Regions from separate parts of the Homo sapiens genome. Here regions 1, 2, 3 and 4 are each linked to region 5. Evidence: chromatin contacts called from ENCODE Hi-C or POLR2A ChIA-PET data. All regions are on one chromosome and are shown on one strand. The core of a region is the stretch at or near the end of the contact, and the rest is flanking DNA. Distances in the headings are between cores, read along the strand shown. Region 1 holds the start of LRRC41 (leucine rich repeat containing 41). Region 2 holds the start of PIK3R3 (phosphoinositide-3-kinase regulatory subunit 3). Region 3 overlaps PTCH2 (patched 2). Region 4 holds the start of RAD54L (RAD54 like). Region 5 holds the start of TOE1 (target of EGR1, exonuclease).

Region 1 (3,789 bases), core at 513-3,012, 960 kb after region 5:
GGCCTGCCACCTCTTCGCCCAACTCCAACCCCGGCCTCCCGACCCCACCCTCACAGAGCCAGCAGCCTCTCAGGCCCGAGGCCTCCCCTGTCCCCAGCGCGGCTAGGCCTGCTTGGCAGAGCCTCACTTTCCCCTCTTTCACTTGCCCCACGTCGGACCCAAGTTTCCCTCGTCAGCGGCCAGGCCGCGGCCAGCGGTCCCCAACCCACAGCCCCGCCTCCCAGCCCAACTGGCCGGTTCGCCCTCCCCGGCCGTTCATCCCGGCGCCCCAGGCCGCCCTCCATCCAGGCCCGGCCCTTTGGTCCCGGCCGCCTTCAGGCCTGGGGCCCCCGTTCACTCCCATTCAGCCCAAGGCCTCTTGGCGGCGCCGCGCCCCCTGCCACGGCAGCCCGGCAGTCCGGGATCCCCGGGCCGTCGCCCCGCTTGGGGCCTCCTTGGCCCTTCCCGCCTGTCCGTCATTCGAGCCTCCCTCGCTTGTTTAAGCCGCTCCGGGCCCCCCTCCACTCGCTCTCCGGTCCCTCCTCGCCGCTCGAGCCGATCCGAGTGGCCTCCGGCGCTCCCTGTCCTGCGGGTCGCACGGTCGCTCGGTCGCTTAGTCAGTTTGGCACCCGAGACCCCGGTTGTCGGTTCGCTCCCGTCAGCCCTGGGCCGTCAGACAGGCCGCGGCGCCCCGACCCTTTCGTTCGGCCTCTCCCCCTGCCCCATTCCCTCGCTCTCCAATCTGCTGTCCTCCCCTCCGCCCATCGGCTTGGCCTCCGGAATCTCGACCCCCGTGGCGTGTCAGGCAGATGCTGGAGCCCCGGGGCCATCAGTCAGGTTCGGTGGCCCCGGGCCTGGCCTGGCCTTGCCTTAGGCCGGGCCTCCTAACCTCGGCCCCTGCCCTAGGGCAGCCGGGCCATCGCTGCCCACCGGTTCGACATCCGAGACTCTCCTGCCCGGCCCAGCCGAGTGTCAGTTCGCGCGGCCCACAGCCGCAATCCAGCCTCAGTCGCCCGGGCCCAGCCTGCTTCGCTCCAGACCGGGCCTCCTGGCCTCGCCCCCCGCGCCCCCGAGCCAGGCCGCGGTGCGGGTCAGCCTGCCCATTTAGGTCTCCGTCTTTACTCTGTCCAGCCCTGTCAGTCACAAAATTCATTCTCCGATCCTACGAGCTGGCTTTCAGCGCCCCAGGCTGGGCCTTGCCCCGGGCCTCCCGGCCTCGCCCCCCGCGCCCCCCGGCCGCTGGGCCGCCCCTTGCTCTTAGCCAGAGGTAGCCCCTCACCCCGCGACTTACCCCACACCCCGCTCTCCAGAACCCCCATATGGGCGCTCACCGCCCGCCCGCACAGCTCGAACAGGGCGGGGGGAGCGTTGGGGCCCGAGGCCGAGCTCTTCGCTGGCGCCGCCTCCCGGGACGTGGCCTCCATGGTCGTTGCCGCCGCTACCTCACAGAACCAGCAACTCCGGGCGCGCCAGGCCTCGGGCGCCGCCATCTTGGGGAGGTGCGCGAGCCCGAGAGTGTCGCCCGCGGACCGCCATCTTGAAAAGGTCAGCAGTTAGGACGGCTCCATAAGCGATATGGGGAAGAATGTGAATTATTCTAAAGAAATTTCGAAGAAATTAGCACACTTTCCAAGTCTCTTAGGAGCTACTATTTTAGATAAACTCCTAGATCAATTATACTTGGGTGTGGTATGACTAAGGGGATGTTTCTTAGCAAAGCCTCCTCGGGTGCAAACATCAGCTACCCCTAACCTCTGCCTGCGGCTGGTAGTACATGCCAATCTGAGCATGTGTTCGCGACCACGATGAGTGTGCCGCACTTCCGGCCAGATCGCCGGATTTCCGCTGAGTGACCCTTACAAGTCCTTCTTGATCCTGAACTGGGTTAGGTGCCGCTGTTGCTGCTCGTGTTGAATCTAGAACCGTAGCCAGACATGGGACTGGAGGACGAGCAAAAGATGCTTACCGAATCCGGAGATCCTGAGGAGGTAAGGCAAGGCGATCCACTCGGCCCTCTTCTCTGCCCTGAAGCCCAGGACCTAGCCCGCCAAAACACGCACGGGGCCCTCTTAGCCCCCAGTTTACCCTCTAGGGTTTGCATAGTCGGGAGCTCTAGTTCCCTCGACCTTTCCCCAGAATTCGTCCGGTGACTTTGGACAGATAGATGACTAGTTTTTCTCTGGGCCTCGGCTTCTGCATTCTGTGAATGTAGTGAAGGTTTGAGAGCGAAAATGTTTTGTGGACTAAAGTCTTGTAAAAATATGACCTATGTTTGCAGTCAGTCAGATGTTCTGAAGCCCGCGTTTCACAGATTTGGGGAGCAAACAGACCGCCTTGCCCCAGCTCAGGTTAGGAATCCCTACCACATCTTCTATGGAGGTTCGGAAGACCTGGCCTTGTGTTCCTTTTCTTTGAGGAAGGTGTGTGTCTTTGGGGACAATGAAAGAATGTACGATGTGATTCTGTGATGGAAGAGGGAGCTCTTTCCCAGAGAAAGAGTGCTGCTATAATTATTGACTGCTTGCTATTCCAAGTGCTTTATATGCACTAATTAATTTTTTTTTTTTTTTTGAGATGGAATCTCGCTCTGTCGCCCAGGCTGGAGTGCAGTGGCGTGGTCTCGGCTCGCTGCAACCTCCGCCTCCTGGGTTCAAGCGATTCTCCTGCCTCAGCCTCCCAGGTAGCTGGGACTACAGGTGTCCGCCACCACGCCTGGCTAATTTTTGTGTTTTTAGTAGCGACGGGGGTTTCACTCTGTTGGCCAGGCTGATCTCGAACTCCTGACCTAGTGATCCGCCCACCCCGGCCTCCCAAAGTCCTGGGATTACAGGCGTGAGCCACCGCGCCCGGCCCTAATTCATTTCATCTACACACTATTCCTATGAAGTAAGTGTTGGGTACTATTAGTGCCATTTTTACAGATGAGGAAACAAGCATAGAGGTTAAATATCTTTTCTAAGGTCATGCAGCTACCAAATTGGTGCAGCCAGGAATTGCGGCCAAGCAGCGCGGTTCTAGAACCAGGACTCTTATCAATTTTGCGACACAGCTACTAGTTGTTTCTAATCTCATTTCCTGTCCGTCTGTTCTCTGGTCACTTGGGGGCAGCCATTCTGGGCTGTGGGTTCAGAATAATTGGAGACTTATTTATCCCTTAATTTTTCTAGTCTTATTATTTCTAAAAAGAAATAGAACCTGAGGCCGGGCGCAGTGGCTCACGCCTGTAATCCCAACACTTTAGGAGGACGGCCGAGGCAGACAGGTAGCATGAGTCCAGGAGTTGGACCAGCCTGGGCAACGTGGCGAAACCCCGTCTCTACAAAAAATATAAAAATTAGCCGGGCATGGTGGTGAACGCCTGTGGTCTCAACTGCTCGGGAGTTTGAGCCCAGGAAGTCCAGGCTGCAGTGAGCCGTGATCGTGTCACTGCACTCCAGCCGAGGCAACCCGAGTGAGACCCTGTCTCAAAAAAAAAAAAAAAAAAAAAAACTAAAGAAAGAAATGGAGCCTGCCTCAGAAAGGTCAGCAAGATCCACCGCTGCAATAGATGAGAAAAAGCAAGTAATTAAGCAGTCAGTTTTAAACTAGGGTATTCTGGCCGGGCGCGGTGGCTCATGCCTGTAATCCCAGCACTTTGGGAGGCCGAGGCGGGTGGATCGGGAGGCCGAGGCGGGTGGATCGGGAGGCCGAGGCGGGTGGATCAGGAGGTCAGGAGATCCAAACCATCCTGGCTAACATGGTGAAACCCCTTCTCTACTGAAAATACAAAAAATTAGCCGGGCGTGGCGGCGGGCGCCTGTAGTCCCAGCT
Region 2 (3,306 bases), core at 701-3,200, 790 kb after region 5:
TTTCCAAAAATACAGTCTTATAATAAACGAGGTTCCCCAATGACACACATTTTATTCTGTAGACTTAGCCATAACACGTTTTAAAATACATAAAGAATTCATCCTCGACAGAAACAAGGAGTCACAAAGGCTCTCTACTTATTCAGAATCATTACATAAAACACCATCTGTAACTGCAAACAGGGTTTGAGAAAATCTGACAGCTAATAATCATAAAATGGGGTAGACTTTAAAGGAAAAAAAAGCCAACTTTTCCATTTTGCTTTCCTTTTCCTTTCCTACCAGATACACAAAATGTCTGTAATAGCGTCAGACAGAGCTTTAAAATAAAAATATAGTGCTATATATGTATACTTTACATTACGTGTATAGGAACACATATGTATATATCACACGTTCACAGGAAACAGAAAGGTTCCCTCGTTTTTGTTTTTGCTTTTTCTTTATTCTAGGAATTGAAGTTACATTAAACCCTATCCCATAAATTAAGTTAAATCATCATTAAATTAAAGAGTAATAAAATATTGCACGTAGATTTCTCTGAGCGACTATCTTCTGAGAAGGAAAACCTCAGACTAAGACCATGGCTGAATACGAACGCCCAATCCCTAAAAAAAATCACTAACCGGCATTTGTTTCTGCAAGAGAAAAAGGGAGTCTTACAATGAATAATCACATAACTCAGTTTCAGAAGTTAACCGGGGTAAAACACAACGAACCAAATTAGACAAATGTATGAAAGGACAAGCTTTCAAGAATTCGCCCAAAGTGAAAGACTGGTTTTAACCCCGGGATATAAAACATCCTTTGCAGGTAGAAGAGTCTTTAATTGAAAAAGAAAAAAATAAAATAAAGTGGCGGGCACAAGAAAAACCTGAACGACACGCAAAGGCAAAGTAAAAAATAATGATAATTTTAAAAAGGGGTCTCTCCTCCCACCCCCACTTCCAGCCCCCACCCCCACCTTCGCAGGACAATAGGATCAGGGTCCTAACTGCAAACTTTAAACGTGTAAACCAGAAGCAGTTTTACCGCAGCTGTAACTGCAAATCTCCTCATCCCGAACCTAGCGCACCCAGGAATACTTCTGCCCTGAAAACATCAGCAAGCTCTTGGTAAATACAAATCAGACCCATCACGAGATTCTTTTTTTTTTTCTCCCAAGTACCTGGAGGATCCATTTCAATATAAAATATCAGTTCTGTCGAATAGGGCATCATCACCTCCCTCCAGTCTGCGTCATCGCGGTCCATACTCCACACCGTATTGTACATCGCGCTGTCAGGGGCAGGTCGCCAGGAGATATATAGAAGGCATATATTTTTTATCTGGTATTTAAAAATCTAAAAATATATATCTGCAAAAGTTCCACACGGAAATGTACTTCGGGTTTTCCAACGGCCAGTACCAGTCCGGCCAAACTACCCGAACAGGGTCCTCCCCCTCTCTCCTACAGAACACAACAAAATGCCCCCGAACTTTCAAGCTATGGGCTTTTCTCCTCAGAGGATTACACAGAGGCTTGGGGGACGGAGAGCAGAGGTGTTAAAAAGCGGCTTCCCAAAAATCCTTTCTACACAGTCGCTCTCCGGGGAGAAAAGCTCCCACCGCCTCCAAATCTTTCCGCGGAAGCCACTTTTGTGTCCTTCGAAGGAGGGAGAATGAAGAGGAAAAAAAAGAACACGTTGGGAGAAACCCGGGCAAGTGACAAAGGAAGGCAAAAAAGGGGGCTGGAGATTGCGTTCAAGTTTCGGGGTCCCACTGGTCTGCAGAGAGCGAATCCCCCAGAGGCCGGGACTCGGGCTCCTCTCCGGTCGGTCTCGGAACCGAAGCTGCCGCAGCCTCGGGAATGGGGCCGGCCGGAGAAGTCCAGTCAGCTCGGCTTGTCTGGGCGCTCCCGCCGGGGTGTAAGAACCAACCCGACCGCACCAACTGCCCTCAAGCTCTGCCCGGACTCCAGCCACTAGAGTTTCATTTTAACGGCGCGGAGGGGACACCCTCCCCGCCCCATGCTGCCCACCCGCTGAGGCGCCACCCAACCGCGCCGGGAGGGGGGACAGCAGGCATCACCACCGCCCCTTCCACGCCGTCCCGCCTCGATGTACCGGGATTCTGTCAAGTGCCTGAGAACATGTTCAAAAAGCTGCTCTCCATCTCGACTTTCACGTCTCCCCACCGCTCTCTAGGCTTCGGCTCCCCAATCAGCCATCCGCGCTCTCCCCCAGCCTCAATCAGAATGGTACGATCCGGGCGCTGGCCGCACTCCAGGAGTCAGTGCCGGGAGCACGCGAGCCAGGCGAGGAGGGAGTGGGGCGAGGGAAGAGAGGCAAGGTGGGTGGTGATTGGCTGAGGCCGGTTGCCGGAGCCTGGAGCCTGCGTCTTTTGTCTGCCTTGCTCCTGCGAAGGAGCGGGAGACGGCTGCGCGCCCCAAGCGGGCCAATCAGGAGACAGCCGGCGCCGGCCGGTAAGGCGGCGATTGGTCAGAGCCCAGTTACTAAGCGGGACAAAGGCAGAAGGGGAAAAGAAAAGAGGAGGAAAAAAAAGAAAGAAAGAAAGGAAGAAAACGCAAACGGCGGTTACTGACAGGCTGGGCGAGCGCTCGGGGGCTCAAACTGCCTGGAGACAGGCGGGGCTCCTGCTGAGGCTTGGTCCGCCCGGACGAGTAAGGAGAGGAGCCAGGGAGGACCTGCTGGCGTGAGACGCCTCTGCCCGGTGATTGGCCGCGGGGGAAGGGAGCGGACACAGAGGGGGCACGTTCTGTCACTTGGCGGGGTGCGCGCTCTTCTGGTCCTTAGGAGGTCTCTGGGGAGACTCCTTTCCTACAGACCTCTTCACCTTGCTGGGACAGCCCTCTCCGCACCCTTGACAAGTTGTCAAAGCAATGGTCCCCAAACCCACTTGCCACCTTACCACTCAGGGAGAGGATGTGCCCGTGGCCCCTGCAACCTTCCTGGCTGCTACCTGACCCCACTCCCTGCTTCTCCCCTTGAGCAATTGGACATTTCTGAGGGAGGCATTTCGCAGTTCCTCTGTGCTTCCCACCCAAAGACTTTTGAACCCAGAGGTAACTCCCCACGCCTAAAATAGTGAGAGGTCTCAGCAAGCCCTCCTGCTCGAGTGCTCAAACCAATTAAAAAAAAAAAAAGTCTTGGAATTACAGTGCATGTGTAATTTCTAAGATAAGTCACAGGTGTTGGAATCTCTCACCAAAAGGGCTCTATTCTGTTTCCCTGACAGACCCTCTTCCTCACATACTCATTCCCACCCCCAAAGCTTAAATCTGGGAGATTGGCTTCACTATGAAAA
Region 3 (3,755 bases), core at 63-2,562, 510 kb before region 5:
CCCTCCCGGGTTCAAGTGATTCTCCTGCCTCAGCCTTCCAAGTAGCTGGGATTACAGGCATGCACCCCCACACCCAGCTAATTTTCATATTTTTAGTAGAGATGGGGTTTCACCATGTCGGCCAGGCTGGTCTTGAACTCCTGACCTCAAGTGATGTGCCCACCTCGGCTTCCCAAAGTGCTGGGATTACAGGCGTAAGCCACCTCACCCAGCCCTTATTGTCTATCTCTATCCCTAGAATATAAGTTCCTTGGAGGTAAAAAACTGTATTGCTATTATATCCCGTATTCTTTTTTATTTTTATTTTCCAAATTCTTTTTTGAGATTGAATCTTGCTCTTTTGCCCAGGCTGGAGTACAGTGATGTGATCTCAGCTCACTGTAACCTCCGCCTCCTGGGTTCAAGTAATTCTCCTGCCTCAGCCTCCTGAGTAGCTGGGATTACAGGCATGAGCCACCACGCCCAGCTAATTTTTGTATTTTCAGTAGAGACGGGGTTTTGCAATGTTGGCCAGGCTGGTCTTGAACTCCTGACTTCAGGGGATCCGCCTGCCTTGGCCTCCCAAAATGCCCCAGCATCATCCCAATTACAGGCATGAGCCACTGTGCCCAGCCCAAATTCTTTTTTTTTTTTTTTTTTGAGACGGAGAGTTTCACTCTTGTTGCCCAGGCTGGAGTGCAATGGCACGATCTCAGCTCACTGCAACCTTCGCCTCCCAGGTTCAAGCAATTCTGCCTCAGCCTCCAAAGTAGCTGGGATTACTGGCATGTGCCACCACGCCTGGCTAATTTTTTGTATTTTTAGTAAAGACAGGGTTTCACCATGTTGGCCAGGCTGGTTTCGAACTCCTGACCTCAGGTGATCCACCTGCCTCGGCCTCCCAAAGTGCTGGGATTACAGGAATGAGCTACCACGTCCACCCAGCCCAAATTCTTAAATAGTACCTAGCACATAGTAGGGGCTTGAACAATATGTGTTGAATACTGAATCAGCTGATTGGTCCCTCCCCGGGGTGCCCGTGCTCACCAGAGCCACGTGGACTGTGAACTCAACGCCAATGCCTACAGAGGCCACAAGGATCACCACGGGGATGGCACTCAGCTTGATGCCCAGGAAACCCATGATACCAAAGAGTTCCACTGTCATCATCGCCAGGACCAGCACCTGAGGGAGACAGGGCTCACAGAGGGCTCCTGGCAGGAGGGATGACAGGCTGGGCAGGGAAGGGTGGGGTGTCTCTGTCCCCACTCCTGCAAGCACTCACTATGAGGCCAGCCGTCCAGGGGTTGAGGAGCAGCAGAGCACAGACGAGGAAAGTGCACACCAGCAGGATGCAGACGGCCAGCAGGAAGCAGCGCCGCAGGCCCAGATACTGTTCCCAGAAGAGGAAGGGGGAGCCGCTGGGGTAGGCGTGCACCCCAGCCTGGCCGGCCTCTGCGCATGCTGCCCGGGCCCCCTCGATGGCCTCCACAAAGTCTGCAGTCTTCTGGAGGCCACGCAGCAGGAAGGGGAACTGGGCAAACTCCAAGGGCTGAGCTGGCGGGACTGTGGAGGGGAGGGGAAGGGAGAAGAGGGAGAGGGACAGGGCGGTGAGCACGGGGCAGAGTGGGCAGGGCCTCAGGCTCAGGGCTTGTGTGGGCGAGGCTGAGGCTCTTGCCGAGCTCCCCCCAAGACTCACTGCGAAGGTTCTCCCCCGTGGTGTCGTATTTGTCGTGCAGCCATTCAGGAGGTGGGGGGTAGAAGTTGGCCTGTGAGGCTGCCAGACCCAGGGGGTCACTGCTCACCCACACGGTCAGCCCCATGTAGAAGAGCTCGGGTGGAATCAGTCCCTCTCTGTCCACCAGCTTCCTTGTGGTCAGCTGCAGAGGCAGAGAGGGCTGAAGGCCTGGGCCCAGGAGGCCTGCAGCCCCTGTACTAGTGGACCCCTCCAGCCCTCTCCCAACCTGGCTGAAATCCAGAGGCTCCTGGGCGTCTCCAGTCTGGATGAGCAGCTTGTAGGCCAGGGCCCCATCCTCAGAGCCATTGCGGTACGAGTGGCGGGTGATGCGCCCAGAAGCCCAGTCCTGGTCAAAGGCAGCCTGGATTCCTGGGGGAGACCAGGATAGGGTTCTATTAGCTGGTGGCCCCAGGGCGTTTCTCCCTGCAGCACCCCTCCCTGCCCGTCTCCTCGCCTCTCACCCTGTAGCCAGTTGCGGTAATAGTGCAGCCAGGTGCGGGGTGCCTGGGTGGCCGGTGGGGGCAGCACCGCCTTGAGGGAACTGAAGCGCTGGTGCAGATCAAAGAGGGCGCGTTGGGAGTGGGCGTAGTCAAAGCCACCCTGGGTCACCAGGGCCACCTCGTACAGGGAGAAGTACCTGAGCTGGGCGCTCAGGAAGGCATGCTCCTTGGTGCCCCGAGGCACCACATCCGTCAGGGCCAGGCCGTCTTGCACCAAGGTGGCTCCGTAGAGGCTCAGGCCCAGAAGAGCACCAAAGAGCACCAGCACGATGGCCTGCGGGATGTAGCAACTAAGCTGGAGACCCCAGGGCTGCCCCCAGCCCCTCAGGCAGTGGACTAAGCCCTCTCTGCCCTTCTGGGCCCAGAGATGCTAAGTCTCTGCCCTGCTCTGCCCAGTCTTACCTTAGCATGTGACTGGAGCAGCAACGGGGCAAACTGATAGCGGGCGAAATGGGCAAGATTCCAGCGGGCACAGGGCAGGGACTTGCAGGCTGCCTTCTGCCTTGTCTCCTCCTCCTGGCCTAGAAGGTCCCGTGTGGACCCTCCAGGGCTGAAGAGCTCAGAGCCCAGTGGGTCAGAAGGTGGGGGCACCAGGTGGGCTTGGGGAGGCAGGATGGTGACCACATGCTGGCTGCTGGCTTCACAGTGGGTAAAGGCTTGAACTGTGGCAGTGAGGTGGGCAATGCCCACTGGTACTGTCCCGTCCCCCAGCTCCTGGGGCAGGATCTGAATCACCTGAGCAGAGCAGGGACTGGAAGAGGTAGAGAGTGGATGACAGGTCTGTGCCTTGAAATGCTGGTGAGGGGACAGGCTGGCGTGGGTCACGGGAGGAAGGGGCTGGGGCGCAGGCAGTACCTGGAGAAGCAGCAGAGCACATCAAGGCGCTGGCAGTGGCGCCGCCGTAGGTCCAGGCTGAGGATGGCTGGGAAGACAAGCATCACGGCTACAAAGGTGCAGCCAACCACTATGGCCGCCTGGGGGACGGACAGGAGGGGAATGAAGGCTGGATGAAGCTTGGCCTCAGCCCCACACCCACCCTGAGCTGCCCCGTGTGAGAGGCCTCACCTGTAGGGAGAAGGCTCGCAGCGCAGGGATGGGAACGAGGGCAGCCATGAGGAAGGCGGCCATGTTGTTGATGGATGTGAGTACGACACTGGTGCCCGTGCGCTGCAGACACTCGCCCATGCGCTCCTGCCAGGACAGAGTGGGGACCTGCCCTCAGGTCACAAGGGAGGGGCCGTGTCAAAGTGGAGTGAAGGGGAGGCTCAGGAACTTGGGGTGCAGAGGTGGGGCAGTCATAACACAGTGGCTAGCATTTATTGGGTACCATGTACGTATGATGGGCTGTTCTAAGCATTCAACTTGAGTTACCTCACTGATCCAAACAATAACCCTTAGGACACAGCACTATTATTTCCCCTGTTTACAGATGGGGACAAGAGGCACCGAGGTTCATTAGCAGCCCAAGGTCACTTGAACCAAGAGGCTCTTAACCAGTAAGCTGAGCTGCCTCAGATGAGCCCTGGGGGACAAGGCCC
Region 4 (3,623 bases), core at 177-2,676, 910 kb after region 5:
AGCTTGACCTTCCAGGCTCAAGCGATGCTTCCAAGCTCAGCGTCTGCAATAGCTAGGACTACAGCTGTGCACCACCATGCCTGGCTAATTTTTTTGTAGATATGGGGTTTCTCCGTGTTGCCCAGGCTGATCTGGAAGTCCTGGGCTCAAGCAATCCTCCTGCCTCGGCCTCCCAAAGTGCTGGAATTACAGGTGTGAGCCACCATGCCTGACCTCAGAATTCTTGATAACCCTGTGAGGATGGCTTAAGCTATACTCAGGTGTGTGACCTTGTACAAGTTACTAGCCTATCTAGGCCTGTTTCCTCACTTACAAAATGGGGACAAAAATAAACCTACCTCATAGTCATGAGCATTACATGAACTGTTATATCTTAGAAGCTCAGAAATGCCTGGTGGTAAATGCTATAAATACACCCTTATCATTATTAGTGAGTACCTAGGTTGTGCATGCCACTGTTGGGTGCTTTACGCACATTAATTTACTTGTCAGAATAGCCATGGGGGGGAGGTACTATTATAATGCCACTTTAGATATGAAGAAACTGACGTTTTGAGAGATTGGATGATTAAATCTCTGACTCCAAACACAACGCTTCCTCCAACGCGGTTTGGCCTTGGAGAGGAAGGCAGCTTCTTTCAAGACACCCCTGAGCGAGAAAGTCGCGTCATCCGGGGGCTCCCATTGCCCGAGCCCGCCACGTGGCAGTCTGGGCCGAATGCCTCTCCCCACTTTCTGGGTGGGCGAGGCCTGACTCCAACCCCGGCCCTCCGCTCTAGACCTGGTACCACTGTAGATTCAATCCAAACTCCCAGAAATGTGCCGCCTTTCATAATCCCCAGCTGTCCACTACAGGTGGTAACTCCCCTGCTGCTCAATGTGGCGTAAATCTTCCCTTCCATAGCTGCGGGACCACAGCTCACCGACCTGGGACAAACACCCGAGACGGGCCGAATTCCAGCTCGCAGGTAGTAATTCCGCCCCTCCCCTCCCCGCTCCGTCGCGTCCAGTCCAGCTCTTCTAGCCCTGCCCCGCTCCTCTAGCCCAACCGCTCCCCACTGTTGGCCCCGCCCCTCCCCGCCCCGTCCAGCTCTTCTCGCCCCGCCCCGCTCTTCTCGCCCAACTGCTCCTCGCTGTTGGCCCCGCCCCTCCCCCGCCACCCCCGCCCCCGCCCCGCCCCTCTCTTCTCGCCCAACCGCCCACCTCTGTTGGCCCCGCCCTCCCATCTAAGTCACGCCTCCTAGTAGGTCAATTTAGCTTCTCCAGCTCCAGAGCCCAGACTCCTCATTGGGCGCAGCACTATTCCCGCCTCTTCCTTGGGTCGCGAGCGCCGAACTCATCGAACGCAGCCAATGGGTGATACGACGGCAGCGCGGCGGGAGGTTCGATTGACCCGGTCTTGGCGGGTCGGTGAGTCTTGGCGGCTGTTAACGCGCGCTTTGGGAACAGGAAGGTTGAGAGAGAGGTGCTGGGGTCTGCGTCTATCTCTGTCGCTCTTTTCAGCCCCTCCTGGTATTCCCCTCCTAACCTGGGTTTTTTACACGCCCGCGTGGCTTCCTGCTCGACCTCCCTGAGTCTGATCCTGGTTTCCACCTCCAGCCCTGGGAAATTTCCTTTCTCCAGACTCGCCCTCCCCACCCGGGCCTCGGACTTTCACCCCAGCTTCTCTCTCCTGGCCAGTGATTACCCACCCCCAATCCCACCCCGCCCCGCCGCGCAACTACCTCCTCCCTTCACCCGGACTGGGACCATCATCCCCACTCCACTCCGCCCAGTCTGGGACTCCACCTGCCTCCTCCCCAATCCCACACTAATCTCTGCTTGGTCTCTTCCTCTTTGGCCTAATCTCTCGTCTCGGCTTATTGGGGACGGCCACTCTCACAGTTTGGTTCCAAACACCAGTTCCTGGATGGATTCCCGCCATCCATGCCCCCTCTTTAATTAGCCGGTCCTCTCAATAATGTAGCAGCCCCCTCTACAGATTAGACCCTGGTCCTACACTCTTAGCCGCTGCCTGCTTTTGACCTTTGGCTCATGGGTACTTGACGTTTTAAACTCCTAGGCCCAGGATGGTAAGTGTGGGCCTAGGGGAGACTGGGAATAGCCCTGGGTCAGGGTCTAGTAGGCCTAGGCTGCAGGATCCTTGCAGGCACTGTTTCTGTTCTCCCTTTACAGAGGAGGAGCTTGGCTCCCAGCCAGCTGGCCAAGAGAAAACCTGAAGGCAGGTCCTGTGATGATGAAGACTGGCAACCTGGCCTAGTGGTGAGCACTCAAGGGGACAGGGAAGGTGGGTAGAGCTGTTTGGACAGAAAAGAAGCCAGGATTTGGTTTCTAGGGTTACATAGCCAATTCCAGATGCCTCTTTTGTATGTTCAATAAACTTTTAGTGAGTACTTACTATGTGCCAGGCATTGAACAAGATTAGTAAAATCTTTATCCTCAGGGTAGTCACTAGAAGCTAATATAGCCTCAGTTTTCCTGGTGGGAAAAGATAAGCAAAAGAGCCAGTTGGATTGGACCTTTTGACTCTGCTTGGAAAAAAGGGCTACACAACAGCAATTAGCAGCTGGCTCTTTTGCTCTTTGTCCCCTGCCCAGTGTCACAGAACAGTAGAGTGTTCTGGGCCTACCTTGGAGTCCTGGGCTCACTTGGGCCTAGATCTGACAGGTTGTGTCCTTCCAGTCCTTGCTCATACTCAAGTACAGTATATTCTACTTTAGGTTGGGCCCTGGGCTCTGCTTCCTGTTTTGGAGGCTTGTTGGGGCTGGCTGTGGGCAGGACCTATGTAAACCAAAATAAATAGGACAGTGCAGCATGGACTTCAGAGAATAAGAGCAGTTCAAGAAGTGGGGGCTTGGCCACTGGAACTTTGAAGGAAGGGATCAGCTACGCAAGGACTAGAAGGCACTTTTTGGCAGGAGCAGTGTGTGAATAAGGTGTGGGGTAGGGGTGCTGGTGTTTGTTTCAGGTGTGTCTTACAGGATCACTGAGGCTTCAAATATCCTGGCAAGCTGGTACAAGTGTGTTCTTGCCTAATGGCTTGATGGGGCTTGCTCAATAGTTGTACCGTGGTGTGCAAGGGGCTTCTCTACCTGTGAAGGAGGCACATTGGCTGACCCTTGCCATGTACATGGGTCTCAGACTTGAACTTGGGGCAGCATTCTCTGCATCTGGGTCTGCTGTCAGTTGCTGGTTGCTTCTGAAGATGCTTTTAGTGCCAGTGTCCTCACAGCCATGGGTGGCCTGAGTGGGGAGTGGCCTCAGTGGCCTGGGAGTTGAAGGCAGCTGTATTCTTGCCTCTTGGAAACTCAGCGAAATGTTTGGTTGCTCCATCATTCCATGGAGCTTTTGGAGTGAAGCTTTGGGCCACCAGGACTCCATGCTGTTGGTAGACTTGCTCTTCAGAGGCCCATTTTATTTACCTCTTCCATTGCCCCGCTCAGTTTAGGCAGGTTATTTAATCTCATTAAGCTCTAGTTTTCTCACCTCTTAAATAAGGATAATAACTCTACATAATAGAGTTGCTATGAAGATGATACACTATGACATGTGTGAAGAATTTAGCACAGTGCCTGGCACTTAATAAGCACTTCAAGTGTTAGTTGCCATTATGGTGATTTCTG
Region 5 (3,628 bases), core at 755-3,254:
AGAGGAGGGTCACAAAGTACCTTATAGGCCATTGGAGGGATTTGGCTGCCACACCCTTGCTCTTAGAAGGCAGTCCTCTTACTACAGCCTTGCAGGTCCAGTGATCCGGGCACCATCCGCCTCATCCCCTCACTATGCTCTAGCCAAGGTTGACTGAATTTAGTTGCTTAAACACCTCAAGTGTGTCTGCCCACCTTGGGGCCTCACACAATCCATTTCCTCTGTTTGGACTCTTTTATGCTTTTACCTAACACCTTATCATTTTTCAAGTCTTGACTGAAATGTCCAAATCAGGTCCCCTCATCTTATCCTATCACATATTTCTGCCTTGTAGCTCTTACCTAATGTAATTTTACATTACTTTGATTCTTTCCATCAGTGTGTACTTCCTGAATTTGACTGTAAAAAACGACTTGAGTGCAAGGACTGATTCTCTTGTTGATTGGTGTGTGTCCAAAGTCAGTGCCAGGTAAACTGTACACAATAGATACCTGTTAAATGAATTAATGGGATGGGGGATAGTCAAAAGAGTTTCCCTTTTTTAGGATAGGAGAAATCCAAAGAGTTTTTTTATTTTTGTTTTTTTTTTGTTTGTTTGTTTTGTTTTTAGAGACAGTGTGTCCCTCACTTTGCTGCTCTGCCACTCAGGCTGGAGTGCAATAAGAACATGGCTCACTGCAGCCTCGACCTCCTGGGCTCAAGCCATCCTCTCACCTCAGCCTCCTGTAGCTGGGACTACAGGTGCGCACCACCATGCCCAACTAATTTTTAATTTTCTTTTTGTAGAGACAAGGTTTCACTATGTTGCCCAGGCTAGTCTTGAACTCCTAGGGTCAAGCGATCCTCCCACCTTGGCCTCCTAAGATGATTACAGGCCATAAGCCACTGCGCCCGGCCCAAGCAGTTCTGAATAATGATGAAATGGGCTCAGTTGAGAGAAGCTGAAGATTAACTATAAACAATGAGTAACAAAGGAGCACTGGAAGGCAGAGGTGGATGGGAATCGTAGTGTTTACGGAGGGACTAGTCTCCAATAGGAATTTTTTTTTTTTTTTTTTTTTTGAGACGGAGTTTCGCTCTTGTTGCCTAGGCTGAAGTGCAAAATGGCGTGATCTCGGCTCACCGCAACCTCTGCCTCCCAGGTTCAAGCGATTCTCCTGCCTCAGCCTCCCAAGTAGTGGGATTACAGGCGCCCGCACCATACCCAGCTAATTTTTTTTGTACTTTTAGTAGAGACGGGGTTTCACCATGTTGGCCAGGCTGGTTTTGAACTCCGGACCTCAGGTAATCCGCCCGCCTCGGCCTCCCAAAGTGCTGGGATTACAGGCGTGAGCCACCGCGCCCGGCCTAGGAACCTCTTTCAAATTCAATCACCCTCTAGGTCGACTATACCGCCTAGCTGCTTCACAATTTGTCCCTTCCTCGCCATCCATACTGCCAGCCTTAATTCAAGTTCACATTATCACTTGATTGGATTATTACAAAAGCTTCCCTACCAATCGGTCGCTCTTACACCCTGGGCAGCCTCCTCCGATGGCCCACTCCCCGCCTCTTTCACTTTCTGGAGATCACTGAGCTCTCCATCCTCTCTGGGAATTTACCGATGCCCAGAACGCCCTTCTTTCCCCCACACGACCCTCTCCTAGTCTAACTCCTGGGCGTGCTTTAAGCTCAGCTCAGGCAGCGTCACCTTCTCTGGAAAGCCCAAACCCAGCCACCCCACTACCCGCTACCCGCGGCCCACGCTGATGAAGACAGCAGAACACGGAGGCCCCGCGTTCCCGCCGCGAGAGCAGGAGAGAAAGATTACCTCCCGCGAGCTCTAGCGCGCCCGGCTTTCCGGCGCACTCCAGGGGGCGTGGCTCGGGTCCACCCGGGCTGCGAGCCGGCAGCACAGGCCAATAGGCAATTAGCGCGCGCCAGGCTGCCTTCCCCGCGCCGGACCCGGGACGTCTGAACGGAAGTTCGACCCATCGGCGACCCGACGGCGAGACCCCGCCCCATCCCCGACTGCCTGAACCGCGCCAGGAGACGGACCGCAAGTCCAGCGTACCCACAGACGACTCAGGCGGGAGACGAGCGGTGTCATGGCCGCCGACAGTGACGATGGCGCAGTTTCAGCTCCCGCAGCTTCCGACGGTGAGCGGCTTCCCAGAGGTAGCCTTCAAAGCCTCTGCGCTCTGGGAGAGGGGAAGGCCTCGGGCTCATAGTTCTAGAGGCTCCTCAAGCTTCAGAGGACTGCTCCTTCCGCCTGAACTAGCCACGAGGAGACTACAAGTTCCGTTGTACACCGCGGCTCCGGCTGCAAAAGCCTGGAGCGTTGGGAGCATGGGGCTGATGGAGGCATGGCGGGAGATGTAGTCTGGAGCTCATAACGGTTAGTAGTAATAGTTGTGATTCAGTTCAGTGGAGTGGATTGAGCGTTGTGATCCAAAGGAAGGTAGGACGTATTGGGAGCTCTGGTGTGGGGCACTGCCAGGCTCTGGGGCTTACTGGGAGCTGTTGCTTGTGGCGCTGGGGCACCATGAGAACAGTAGTATGGATCCCTGTGGGATATTAAGGGAGCTGAGATCCTCAAGCCCTACAAAATGTTTCCTGCAGGACATGGGAAAAAAGAATCAAAGGTCGTCTAGTCCAACTTTCTCCTCTACAGATTGTGAAAGCGAGGTGGGAAGTAATTTACCCAGGCTCATACAAGCCAGTAGAAGACTCAGGCTTCCTCTCCCCAAATTCAGGGCATTCTCCACTCCAAGGCCTGTGTGTAGAACACGTGGGTTACAAAGGCTTGTGGGAAAAGCTACCAATGGAAACTACCCCCCTTACCACCATCACCGTGGCCTAGCTTGGTGTCTGTTCCCCTGGGCTCTTTCCTTAAGCATGAACATCCATCACCCTCCTAACCCCCAGGTGGTGTCAGCAAAAGCACAACATCTGGGGAGGAGCTAGTAGTCCAGGTTCCCGTAGTGGATGTGCAAAGCAACAACTTCAAGGAGATGTGGCCATCCCTCCTGCTAGCCATAAAGACAGCTAATTTCGTGGCTGTGGACACGGTGAGAGTTGGGAAACAAGGAGGGCAGGTGGTTGTGAAGGGGCTGGTGCTAGAGGCCTGTCACAACTCTCCCTTTACCTACCCACAGGAGCTGAGTGGGCTTGGGGACAGGAAGAGTTTGCTGAACCAGTAAGTATAAGCCCTTTTCTCTTTAGTGCCAGCCCTCAACTGTGGAGTGGGGGGGTCACAGACCTGGGTGGTTTGGGTCCTTCATAAGGCTAACTCCTAGCCACAGCAACCCCCATACCCAACCCCAAGGTGCATTGAGGAACGTTACAAGGCCGTGTGTCATGCTGCCAGGACCCGTTCTATCCTTTCCCTGGGCCTCGCCTGCTTCAAGCGGCAGCCAGACAAGGTATGAGCTGATCTCACCCCAATCCTAGGTGTGGCTGTGGGGTGGAGGGTAGAGAGATTCTAGGGAACATCAGATAGGAAGCATTTCTCTCCCAAATCTTTTTTTTTGACTTGATAGTTTTTTTTTTTTTATTTGAATAGGTTTATGGGGAACAGGTGGTGTTTGGTTAAATGAGTAAGTTCTTTAGTGGCAATTTCTGAGATTTTGGTGCACCTATCACCCAG

Evidence for each region. A loop is a pair of places that touch in the nucleus more often than their neighbours do. ChIA-PET counts read pairs that join two places held with the same protein, here RNA polymerase II (POLR2A). Pooled maps may share reads with other maps.
Region 1: a pooled map shows a loop between it and region 5 (11-fold over the local background). The contact joins the promoter of LRRC41 here to the promoter of TOE1 in region 5. A Hi-C loop is called at or near these places in 9 of 50 pooled maps. POLR2A ChIA-PET finds 5 or more read pairs at or near these places in 2 of 52 experiments (GM10248 and activated naive CD4-positive, alpha-beta T cell).
Region 2: a pooled map shows a loop between it and region 5 (6-fold over the local background). The contact joins the promoter of PIK3R3 here to the promoter of TOE1 in region 5. A Hi-C loop is called at or near these places in 8 of 50 pooled maps.
Region 3: POLR2A ChIA-PET joins it to region 5 with 11 read pairs in HepG2. The contact joins the enhancer-like site here to the promoter of TOE1 in region 5. A Hi-C loop is called at or near these places in 1 of 168 maps with a recorded cell type or tissue (B cell) and 7 of 50 pooled maps. POLR2A ChIA-PET finds 5 or more read pairs at or near these places in 22 of 52 experiments (A549, AG04450, CD4-positive, alpha-beta T cell and 16 more).
Region 4: a map of CD8-positive, alpha-beta T cell shows a loop between it and region 5 (7-fold over the local background). The contact joins the promoter of RAD54L here to the promoter of TOE1 in region 5. A Hi-C loop is called at or near these places in 1 of 168 maps with a recorded cell type or tissue (CD8-positive, alpha-beta T cell), 1 of 37 single-sample maps with no recorded cell type and 8 of 50 pooled maps. POLR2A ChIA-PET finds 5 or more read pairs at or near these places in 3 of 52 experiments (OCI-LY7, PC-9 and activated B cell).

What each region holds. Positions count from the first base shown.
Region 1 is chr1:46,301,854-46,305,642 of GRCh38, forward strand. It overlaps LRRC41 (leucine rich repeat containing 41), which reads right to left and starts at 1,763. Exons shown (of 10, transcript NM_006369.5): 1 at 1,271-1,763. The coding sequence starts at 1,469. It overlaps UQCRH (ubiquinol-cytochrome c reductase hinge protein), which reads left to right and starts at 1,845. Exons shown (of 4, transcript NM_006004.4): 1 at 1,845-1,967. The coding sequence starts at 1,914. RefSeq lists enhancers at 1-268, 1,299-1,698, 1,434-2,017, 2,018-2,599 and silencers at 1-518, 549-618, 969-1,118, 1,149-1,198, 1,249-1,308.
Region 2 is chr1:46,130,679-46,133,984 of GRCh38, forward strand. It overlaps PIK3R3 (phosphoinositide-3-kinase regulatory subunit 3), which reads right to left and starts at 1,951. Exons shown (of 10, transcript NM_003629.4): 1 at 1,169-1,951. The coding sequence starts at 1,274. The region is part of intron 1 of P3R3URF-PIK3R3 (P3R3URF-PIK3R3 readthrough); the gene reads right to left. LOC101929626 (a long non-coding RNA gene) reads left to right here and starts at 2,693. Exons shown (of 3, transcript NR_125987.1): 1 at 2,693-2,712. RefSeq lists enhancers at 1,214-1,263, 2,504-2,733.
Region 3 is chr1:44,825,224-44,828,978 of GRCh38, forward strand. PTCH2 (patched 2) reads right to left here. Exons shown (of 22, transcript NM_003738.5): 12 at 3,283-3,408; 13 at 3,073-3,191; 14 at 2,620-2,968; 15 at 2,179-2,491; 16 at 1,944-2,086; 17 at 1,679-1,859; 18 at 1,265-1,545; 19 at 1,027-1,164. Among named protein-coding and RNA genes, the nearest start is that of PTCH2, 16 kb to the right of the region's middle. Within about 2 kb of position 1,313, at least 15 of the 41 ENCODE cell types and tissues checked have a DNase peak (open chromatin) inside an H3K27ac peak, as active enhancers do.
Region 4 is chr1:46,246,337-46,249,959 of GRCh38, forward strand. RAD54L (RAD54 like) reads left to right here and starts at 1,427. Exons shown (of 18, transcript NM_003579.4): 1 at 1,427-2,072; 2 at 2,176-2,262. The coding sequence starts at 2,070. RefSeq lists a silencer at 988-1,247.
Region 5 is chr1:45,338,166-45,341,793 of GRCh38, forward strand. TOE1 (target of EGR1, exonuclease) reads left to right here and starts at 2,005. Exons shown (of 8, transcript NM_025077.4): 1 at 2,005-2,139; 2 at 2,908-3,050; 3 at 3,138-3,178; 4 at 3,308-3,404. The coding sequence starts at 2,088. MUTYH (mutY DNA glycosylase) reads right to left here and starts at 1,805. Exons shown (of 16, transcript NM_001048174.2): 1 at 1,734-1,805. RefSeq lists enhancers at 1,327-1,994, 1,995-2,663, 2,016-2,365, 2,664-3,330.